Regions from separate parts of the Mus musculus genome. Here region 2 is linked to region 1. The links are chromatin loops, found by intact Hi-C in ENCODE. Cell type or tissue: heart. All regions are shown on one strand.

Region 1 (5,000 bases):
GGGATCCCGGCTAGCGCCGGCAGTGCCGAGTGTCCTCTAGCAATAAAAGTGTCTTCTGTGACTCTAACCAAGCTGTGTGCCCTTCACTTTATACTGTGGGGTTTCCTGGACATGTATCGATGTACCGGGGCCAATCGGTCTTCCTCCATAAAAACACAGAAATGACCCACAAAGCCTAACTGCGGAAGAGAATGCAGGGCCGTTTTATTTTTTTTAAGGAATGCTTGACTTTCTGGAAACCTACAGAACTGGGCAGGAAAAAACCCTTTTCTCCTGTAATAGGAGTTGGGGGTGGGGGGAGGCAGACTGGAAATGTGCCTCCTCAATTCTTCCTTCCTCTCGGTGTTCCAGGGAAGTGATGCGACTGCTGTGAGGTCCCACCCTGTGGCTATAACCTGCAGCGCCCTCAATCACGTTCCGGACTTTTTTAGGCTTCTCACACTACCTTCCCATCCCGTGTTCCAGAGACCTGAAAGCAAGTCAGCGACAGTGTCTCTCCCATCTGTCCACTGGATGCTGGCCAGTGAAACCAGACTGATGGCACCTCGTCTATCTGCCCTCTCACCCTCGCTTTGGACCAGGACTGATCTGGAGAGCTCTGTGAGGGCGCTGCCTTGGGTCCCCGAGGATAGAGACAGAGCACCTCCTCCCCGCTCCCATGTATGCAAAACCCACAATTTGTCTCCAGAGTCACCTGTGAAAGTCTATGCCACCAGATTCCCTCTATCTTAGCTGGTGCCCCAAACTTAGATTGGGAGTTCATGAGCGCATGAACCAAGGCACTGCTATTAACTACAACCAAAGGCTTGGAGGCAAGGGCAGGAAAGAAGAAGTAGTCTGGAAAGACGTCGTCAAACAACCGAAATGATGGAGAGTCCGCCCTTGCAGTTCATAAGGCACTGCCCTGAAGACAAGAAAACCAAAGCACAGACCTTCTGGTCCTCGGGCTCCCAGACAGGAGAGGCATCCTGACTGCTGGGGCCCCACTCCCTTTGGCTTATATTTGGATGTTGTGGGGCGGCCTCCCTGCAGAATCTTCATCGCCCTTCAGACTCTTCCTTCCAGGCTCCTTCCACCCATGTCACAGAGGGAAAAAGTCAAAACACAGAATCACTCCCCCCTCGCTGCTGTGTACCACATGAAGCCACCCAGGCTCACAGGAAGCCAACTTCATCTGCCCTCTGGTTTATGACCTTGCTGAGCTTCCACGGCAAAGTCATGTGGATCATCACTTCTCAACCTTCCTTCCCAAGCAGAAACAGAGACTCTGGATTCTCTAGCCCAAAGCCAATGAGCTACTTCCTCAGTAAGCGAATGGTCACAGACTGCATCTCACTCCCTCCGTACGGTGGAAGATGTCTCTTAAGTTCATTTAGATTCTCAAATATACGGCGCTTAATTCAAGGAGCGGGGGAATGCCTCTGTCATGCAGTTTATTTTTAAAGACGTGCATGTGTGCAGGCGTGCCCATGTGCATACGTTGCATGCATATCCATGTGCGGGAGGGCACACACGTGCACAGGCAGAGAGACTAGAAGAGGGTGTTGGGTGTCCTCTGCCACTTTCTGCCTATTCTTCGGAGGCAGAGCAAGTCACAGCGATCCTCTGAGTGGCACACTCAGTGGGGTTTGAGACCTGCAGGGGTACACGGCTTATTGTGCAGATGCTGAAATAACCTAAAAATCTAGTCCTTGTGACTGGCATCGAGTGTTCTTAGCTACCGAGGCATCTCTCCAGCCCTGTTTTTTCCCCATTTGGAGAAAGGGTTTTATGTCTAGCCTCAGACCAGCTGGGGGATGAGACTCCTGTCTTCTCCTTCCAAGTGCTCAGGTGACAGGTTTGTGTCACCACACCCAGTTTATACAGTACTAGGTACTGACCCAAGGGCTCTGTTCATGTTACCAAGCTACACCCCAAACCTTGCCATATGGTTTTTACTGGCTCTGTGGGCCTTGTCCATACAGCCAAATACCAGGTAGTAGGAGTTTCCTACTCAACCCTAACCAACCAATGAAGTTATTTATTTTGGGAATAACCTACATGGTCAGATTTTTTCTTACTTAAATGTTGAAAATTGGCCTCCATGTCTCTGTAAGACACAGGAAAATGCCACAGCTAACACGATACAACAGAGCCACCTAGGAAAAGAGATCCTCAGCTGAAGACTTTCCCTGATTGGACTAGCCTGTGACCATGTCTGTGAGGCATTTTCTTATTCATTGGTGTGGGATTGTCCATCCCACTGTGGGTGGCACCATCCCTAATAAAGTTGTCTAAGAAAGTGATCTTGGGCTGTAGCAGAATGGGGGCAGGGGACTCCTACTTTGAATTCCTGTCTTGGCTTTCCTTTATTATTGACTATGTCTATAAAGGCAAACCAAACCTTTCCTGCCAAATGCTTATTCTGGTCAGTGTTTTTACTACAGCAACAAGAAACCAAACCAGGGCAAATGGTCTTATATTGCCCAATGCCAGGCTATATACCAGTCCCCCGATGGTGTGTAACAGGCCTTCAGGGAACTATTAGCTTCCTTGAGTTTCCAAGGTTTCAGGAGCCCTCCACAGGATCTAAGAGGCTCTCTGCAGAACTAGTTAATGACAGGACCCTGGTTATTAGCTTCTCTGTCACCTGGACACAGCCTAGAGGCATCCTGAAGGATTGCCCAGTTCAGTCTCCCCTGAGGCCATACCGTGAAAGATGGTCTTTATTGGTGATTGATGTGGGATGGCCCAACCCATTGTTGGCTGCACCAACATTAGTCTGATGGGCCTAGGCGACATAAGATGAGCATGAGCCAGTGAGTGATAGGAATGTAGCCTGAGGCTAGCACAGGGATATCTGGAGCGCAGAAGGTATAGTGTTTTCTAACCTGACAAGCCAGGGTGTTTGCAGGTAACATTCAGAGCTCTTCTTTCTAGTCCAGGAGCAAGGGGAGGGTATGCCAACTATCCAAGATCCCAGGAAGCAAAGAGCCTGACCTACAGAAAGTAGTAGGACAACACTGCCCTCTTGTGGTCACGATGTAGAACTGCACCAGCGGACACTAAAGCACTTCCTTAGACATTTATTGAGATGTCTTAACTATAGACCATACAACCAGACGAATGGCAAATATCCTACATTCAACTAGATGTGACTAACATAAAAACATCTTGACATAATTATCATTGCTCTGAAGGGAACAATCGCATTGTAGAAGCAGCGACTCATGTTCAAAGACTCTTGAGGAAAGAGTCAGATAGACCTGGACACTCTAACAGAGCTCTGATCCGAACACCTGGGATAGGACAGCCCAATTCTTATCACATCAAAACCTCTATTGTGGGGCTGGCGAGATGGCTCAGAGGATAAGAGCGCTGACTGCTCTTCCGAAGGTCCCCGAGTTCAAAACCCAGCAACCACATGGTGGCTCACGACCACCCTTAATGAGATCTGACGCCCTCTTCTGGTGTGTCTGAAGACAGCAACAGTGTACTTATCTATAATAATAAATCTCCTTTTAAAAATAAATCTCTATTGTGTGACTTTTCATGGAGAGGTATGTGTATTCACCCAATATAACAAAACAAAGAAACGATTCTCCCGAAGTCTGACTAAGCAAGCCAGTGAGTTTACTGGGGTTTCTTATCGGACGGAGCATAAGAAAGGGGTTTCTCCAGCTGGAGTATGGGTAACTCAAAGGCAAATGAGTCAATGAAAAGTCCACCTTGGTTCAGCTGATGCCTCGTGAAACTGGCACGGTGGGGGCTTTCTGTACAATTTACAATCACCTCTCCCCATCAGCTGTCCACTGCTTTTATAACTTTGGAGAAGGCACCTGTGAACCCTTCAACCTTAAGCTCCCTATGCTTCGGAAGTTTCCTTTGTTTCCCACATCTTATGAACCTGCCGCCTCCCTCTGAAGGAAGAACACAACATTGTAACCTTTACTCCCGCCTCCAACTTCCCAAGCTTTGAAGGAGACGAGAGGTCTGCTTATTTTCCTGCAACTATAACTGAGCTTTGGACCACTGTGGCGCATCCATAACTTGGAACATGAATGGGTTATGAGTTTCTGCAATATACCACCCGTGACGAAAGGCTTCCCTCCACGACTGAGGTTGACAATCGTAACCAATACGAGCATAAACACAAATATTCAGAAGGCAAATCGACAGGTATATCCCGTCCACTAAACAAAATAGCAGCTGCTTCGCCCAGTGTGGCCTATGACAACCTCCTCCGTGGGCTTTGCGTTATGGTATCAGAAGTGAGTGAGCTTCTAGGGAATGGGCCCCGAATCCAAACAGAAAGCAGTTAGGTGCGCCAACAACAGTAATGCCATGACTTCATGAGCAGGCGATTTCTGCCTGGCGAGTTGGCAGTGCAATAAGCAGAGCAGGACCACCCATGACAATTCTTCCCGAGGACCTTGCACAATGTCTTCTACAGCTGTAAAAGTCACCCAGCAGGAAGGAAACGTTCTACTTAATCTCAGCCTGATTTCTCAACGTCCTGAAACCAAAGCATATAGTGTCTTTGGTAATAGAGGTTTGGCACGCAACCACCAATAATGGTAATAGGCTTTATAGCTATGGCCAAGAGATTATAAAGGAGTATTAAGGGGATGGTGGCACATGTCTTTAATTCTCACACTCTTGAGGAATAAAATAAGCAGGTCTCTGAGTTTGATACTGGCCTGGACTCCATAGTAAGTTCCAATCCAGTCAGGGTTACATAGTAAGACTCTGTCTCTTTAAATGAAAAAAAAAATGTACGGAAGTAACTGAGTCCTGACATCAGGATCTTCATTCAACAATTGCTGTTCAAGATGCTTTTCCAAATTTATAAAGCCATCAAAGGTTAGCATAATATATGCATATATATGTATATATATATGTGTGTGTGTGTGTATATATATATATATATATATATATATATATATATATATATATTCTTGCAGAAGATGGGTAAGATCCTGGAAGGCCCCAGCACTGTCCATTCTAAGCAGTCACAATTG
Region 2 (5,000 bases), 590 kb before region 1:
TGCATGTGTATGTGTGTGCATGCATGTGTGTGTATATGCATGCACGTGTATGTGTGTGTATGCATGCATGTGTATGTGTAGGCCCAAGGTTGATGCTGAGAAGCAATCATTCTAGGTCCTTCTTTTCCTTCATTCACCAAGGCAGTCTCTTAAGGGAACTGCAAGGCCCACCACTGTGGCTGGTCTGGATAGCCAGCCTGCCCTGGCAATTCTGTCTCTACCTTCTGAAGCTAGGGTTGCAGCTGGCCTACTGCAGTCAGCTGGCATTTCCGAGAGTTCTGGGAATCTGAACTCTGCTTCCCAAGCTCTTGAGACAAGCTCTTTGACCACTGCGCCACCTCCCCAGCCCCTCCACCTGTGCTGTGACCGTCACAGGTCGGATGTGGGATTTTTCCACTTGTGGTACCCTGTTGACATCACAGGCTTCTGACTGGAGATATTTCAGAGTTTTGGCTCAGAGAGGGTCAACCCACACAGAGCTGCCCAGAACTCTTCAGGGACTTGCAGAGCTCCAGTCTCATCTGGAAGGTAGGTACAGGAGCTGGCCGGGCTGCATCTCTCTCCTCTCCCAGCCCACTGCTCACTAACTCTGAACACGCGGGGCCACACCGTGTGGCTTGGTCTTTCCCTTTGTGCATACTGCCTGTGCCTGCTCGGCATGGAATGTCGTCCCTTGCACAATAGGCGTGGAAGATGGAGGTGCTACCTCCACTGTGTGCACAGGGAACACGGACAGAGCAGAAGCTAGGGGGTCTGTCTGAGAGAACAGAGCAGGGTTTGGAAATGCTGTGTAGATGGAGCTGATTTCTAAGCAGAGTAAGGTTGAACAGAGATGGCAAAGAACAAGGAACAACAGGGCCCCAGCAGGATCCATAGAGGTGGGAGCCGGGCCCCATGCTTGCTGCTGAGAGCTCATGGAAGAGAAGCTGGACCAAGGCTCTGCCCCAATCATAGACTCTGAGCCTCCAGGACTGTGAGCTACATAAGCCTTCCCCTCCCCATCTCTCACTCTCATTTGTATGCACGTGTGTGTGGGCCAGAAGTCGCTTCAGGGGATACTGATGGCTTAGAGGGTGCACTGTGAGGGTTCGGGCAGCATGGGGCTTGGGGAATCTTTGTTCCCCACTGCCAGTCTACAAGGGCCTACATCATGTAGCCCCTGGATGCGATCACCACACTCCTCCTCCTTTTTAAGATTTATTTTTTACTTATGTGCATGTGTGCACCTGTATGAGTTTATGTGCACCATGTTATGAGCCCATGGAAGCCAGAAGATGCCCTAACACTGGAGTTATAGGGGGTTGTGAGCCGTCTTATACTGGGAACTTAATCCAGGTCCTTTGCAAAAGCAGCCATTACTGCTGGACTATCTCTCCAGTCCCCCGACACCTTTCCTCCTTTCACCCTATCTCTGTCACTTGCCTTCTCCTTCTTCCCATCCTTGCCTCAGATGGCTCTTGACATACGAAGCTTGCTCTAAACTCCATGACCTGTACCCTCATCTGTTTTCCTCTGCGGAGAGTACTCACCTGCCCCTCAGATCTCTGCATCTTGTCACAGAAGTCTCAGTTCAAAGGTCATTCCGTCCTTCTTGAATATTAGCTCCAAATCACAGACCGACCTATGGACCCCCCTCCAGCACCCTCACCGCACCCTCCTTTGTTATCTTCCTGGTACATTCCCTGTATTCAAGGACCCTTTACACGCCCTCCCAAAGGCAGGTAGGAAGCCAGAGAGCCATGGAAGCTCCACACTGAGGGTGAAGAACGTGAGAAGTCTAAAGAAGAAAAGCAAAGAAGGCCTAGTCTTGTGTTTTTGTGTAAAGGGTGAGAAGTGGAGATGAGATTAAGCCCTGAGTGACAGACAAGTCATTGTCACTTTAGAAGCTTGGCACATCTTCAAGATGAAAAAAGGGATGTGTGAGACACTTTCAGGACGACTCCACTGTGTCCAGATGGTCTCTCTCTCCCATCCCCAGCTGTTTAAGACCGTGACCGGGTCTGATTTGCCTTTGTGCCTTCCCTGTGTGGAGCACAAGGCATGATATCAAGCCTATTTATGAGATGCTGAAACATTTTGACACATACAAGCTGATCAATTCCCCTAAATTCTGAAATACCTTGCCTGTGGGTCCTTTGCATCCTGCATTGTTGATTCACAAAGTTCAGTGCTCAGAACACCCTCTCTGCTGATTGATCAGTGAGTACGAGATGATTACTTGTTTCTTTGCCCCAATCAGGTCCAAACTCTATACTTGCAATTCCAAATTTCACCACTAGGTGCCAGGCAAACACAAACTTTAACAAACAGGTCAGGTTTCTTGAGACTTCTAGCCAGGCCTTTAATTCCCACATTAGGGAGGTAGAGGCAGGAAGACTTCTATGAGTTCGAGACTAATTTGGTCTACAGTGTGAGTTTCAGGACAGCCAGGGCTATACAGTGAAATCCTGTCTTGAAAAACAAAACAAAAAGCAACAAAAAAGAGAACTTGTAATGAAAATACACCCTAAATTGAAACAAGACACATACATATAGATATATATTTAAAACTTATCATATTGAAATAAATTAAAAGTATGATAATACCCACAGTTGGACAGAGTTGGAGAAACATGCCGCATTCGTGCTCTGTTGGTGGGAATGTAAATGAGAGCGGCCTCCCAGAGGGCAATTTGGCAACGCACATCAAAAGCCTTCAACATGTGCAAACCCTTTGGTGCAACAATCCAACTTATAGACATTTATTGTATGGAGATAATCACAGAAATAAGCCTTTACTTACTCCCAGGATGTTGAGTGTAAGGATGAAAAATTGTCCATATAAATGGCATAACTTAGAGACTGGCTATATAAAATGATACATGTGATCAGATACTATGTAGCCATTACATCTTGTAACAGTTTTTAATGATGTGGGAGTGTCTCATGATATTTCAAGTGAGAGAGAGAAGTGTGTTCCTAGAGGCTTGGTTTTTTTTTTTATAGTGGAAGTATGCGAACAAAGCTGCGTATAAAAATGTTAAAAGAACATGAAAATAGTGAGCTATTGTCTGTGGATGGTAGGAGGAGGATTGCTTTTCCCCCTTTGGTTGCCTTTTTCTACTTTCCTAATGTTTTACAATAGACACGACCATGCATTTATTGCAACAGTAAGGTCCTATTAACAAGCCCTTGGGGGCATGAAGGACAGACAGCCTCTGTTCAGGAAGGGCATGGAGACAGTGACCCCAGAGCCCCGTCAGCTCTGACCCCCTTGAGTCCATACATAACCTGCCTCACAGATGTGGGTGGCCCCTGTTGCCCCTGTCCCTTAGCCACTCCATGGGCCGCACATGTGGACTTCATTTCATCTAGGGGTGTGGGGGCAGGGAGAGGCGGAGTGAACGCAGACAGCACAGGCCGGGGATCCCAGCACAGCCCTTCGCTCCAGCTTGCCTGTTCTTTCTTCCCCTAGGAACTGCTGAGAGCCTGGTTCAATGGGAAAAAGAAAATCGCTCCCCTACCCCACCCCGACCCTGGAGTTTGCCAACAAAGTAAACACTGCTTCTAAGATTCCCTCAAACAGAAACACCAACACTAAGCTGCAGCAGCGAAACAGCTGTTCCTAAAACCGATCGGTCTCAACGCTGGGTTTCTGTCCAAATGCTTGGCTGTACGCTGAGCAGATTAGAAGGGTTTCCTCATTTATTTCTTCATTACATTTCTTATTACACCATCCTATCTATCTATCTATCTATCTATCTATCTATCTATCTATCTATCTATCTATCATCTATCTATCTATCCATCCATCTATCATCTATCTATCTATCTATCTATCCATCCATCCATCTATTATCTATCTATCTATCCATCTATTATCTATCTATCTATCTATCTATCTATCTATCTATCTATCATCTATCCATCCATCTATCATCTATCTATCTATCTATCTATCTATCTATCTATCTATCTATCTATCATCTATCTATCCATCCATCTATCATCTCTATCTATCTATCTATCTATCTATCTATCTATCTATCTATCTATCTATCATCTATCTATCCATCTATCTATCACCTATCTATCTATCTATCTACCTACCTATCTACCTATCTATCATCTATCTATCCATCCATCTATCATCTATCTATCTATCTATCTATCTATCTATCAATCATCTATCTATCCATCCATCATCTATCTATCTATCTATCTATCTATCTATCTATCTATCTATCTATCTATCGTGACTGTCCATATGTATATGTGTGCAGGCGTGCACACCACGGTGTGTATATGGTGTGTACTCCAGCTTTGTGGGGTCGGCTCTCTCATTCCACCTTTTACATAGAATTCCAGGAGTCAGGTTTGCATGGAAAGTGCCTTTACCCACTGAGCTATCTTTCTGGTCCTTCCTTCCATTCTAAAAAACAATTATGTATCTAAATCATTTTTTGACATTTATTTTAAGTATATGAGAGTTTTGTGTGTTTGTATGTGTGGGTGCCTGATGCCCGTGGAGGTCAGAAGTGGAGAATGGAGCCTCTGGAACTGGCGTTACATGATCACAAGCCACCATGGACACACGGGGAACCAAACCTGGGCCGCCAGAAGAACAAGTGCTCTTAACTGCTGAGCCATTGCTTTAGAACATTTTTTATTTGTTTTTGAGATGGGGTTTCATGTAGCCCAGGCTGACCTCAGCCTCAATATGTAGCTAAAGATGACTTTGAACTCCGAACCCTCCTGCCTCTACTTCCCAAGTGTTGGTATTACAGCTGTAGACCAGTGCTCCAGGTTTGTGGGGTGTGAGGGGCCCCAAGATGTATGCATGCTATGTGAGCAGTCCACCCACTGAGCTCTATCCTCATCATGAAAGTTTTATCTTGGAGGCTTCAAAGATGGCTCAGTAGGCAAAGTACTTGCTGGGCAAGCATGAAGACCTGAATTGGGGTCTCCAGCACCCAAGTAAAAGCCAGACACGGTGGCATGGACTTACAATGTCAGCACTG

The links. Peaks named below come from ENCODE experiments on the same cell type or tissue, not always from the same donor. Only the 100,000 strongest peaks of a DNase experiment are listed, where the experiment ranks them.
Region 2: it touches region 1 in a loop (9-fold over the local background); 17 of 42 quality-filtered maps call a loop at or near these places.

The regions. Positions count from the first base shown.
Region 1 is chr11:50,938,104-50,943,103 of GRCm38, reverse strand. 4933414I15Rik (RIKEN cDNA 4933414I15 gene) reads left to right here. Exons shown (of 2, transcript NR_168570.1): 2 at 352-1,404. Among named protein-coding and RNA genes, the nearest start is that of 4933414I15Rik, 3.1 kb to the left of the region's middle. In heart, a CTCF peak has its summit at 3,020 (motif pointing left); no DNase peak of the experiment used is centred here; H3K27me3 peaks cover 1,635 bases.
Region 2 is chr11:51,531,782-51,536,781 of GRCm38, reverse strand. The region is part of intron 5 of Col23a1 (collagen, type XXIII, alpha 1); the gene reads right to left. Among named protein-coding and RNA genes, the nearest start is that of Phykpl, 50 kb to the left of the region's middle. In heart, CTCF peaks have their summits at 2,058 and 2,269; no DNase peak of the experiment used is centred here; H3K27ac peaks cover 307 bases; H3K27me3 peaks cover 1,290 bases.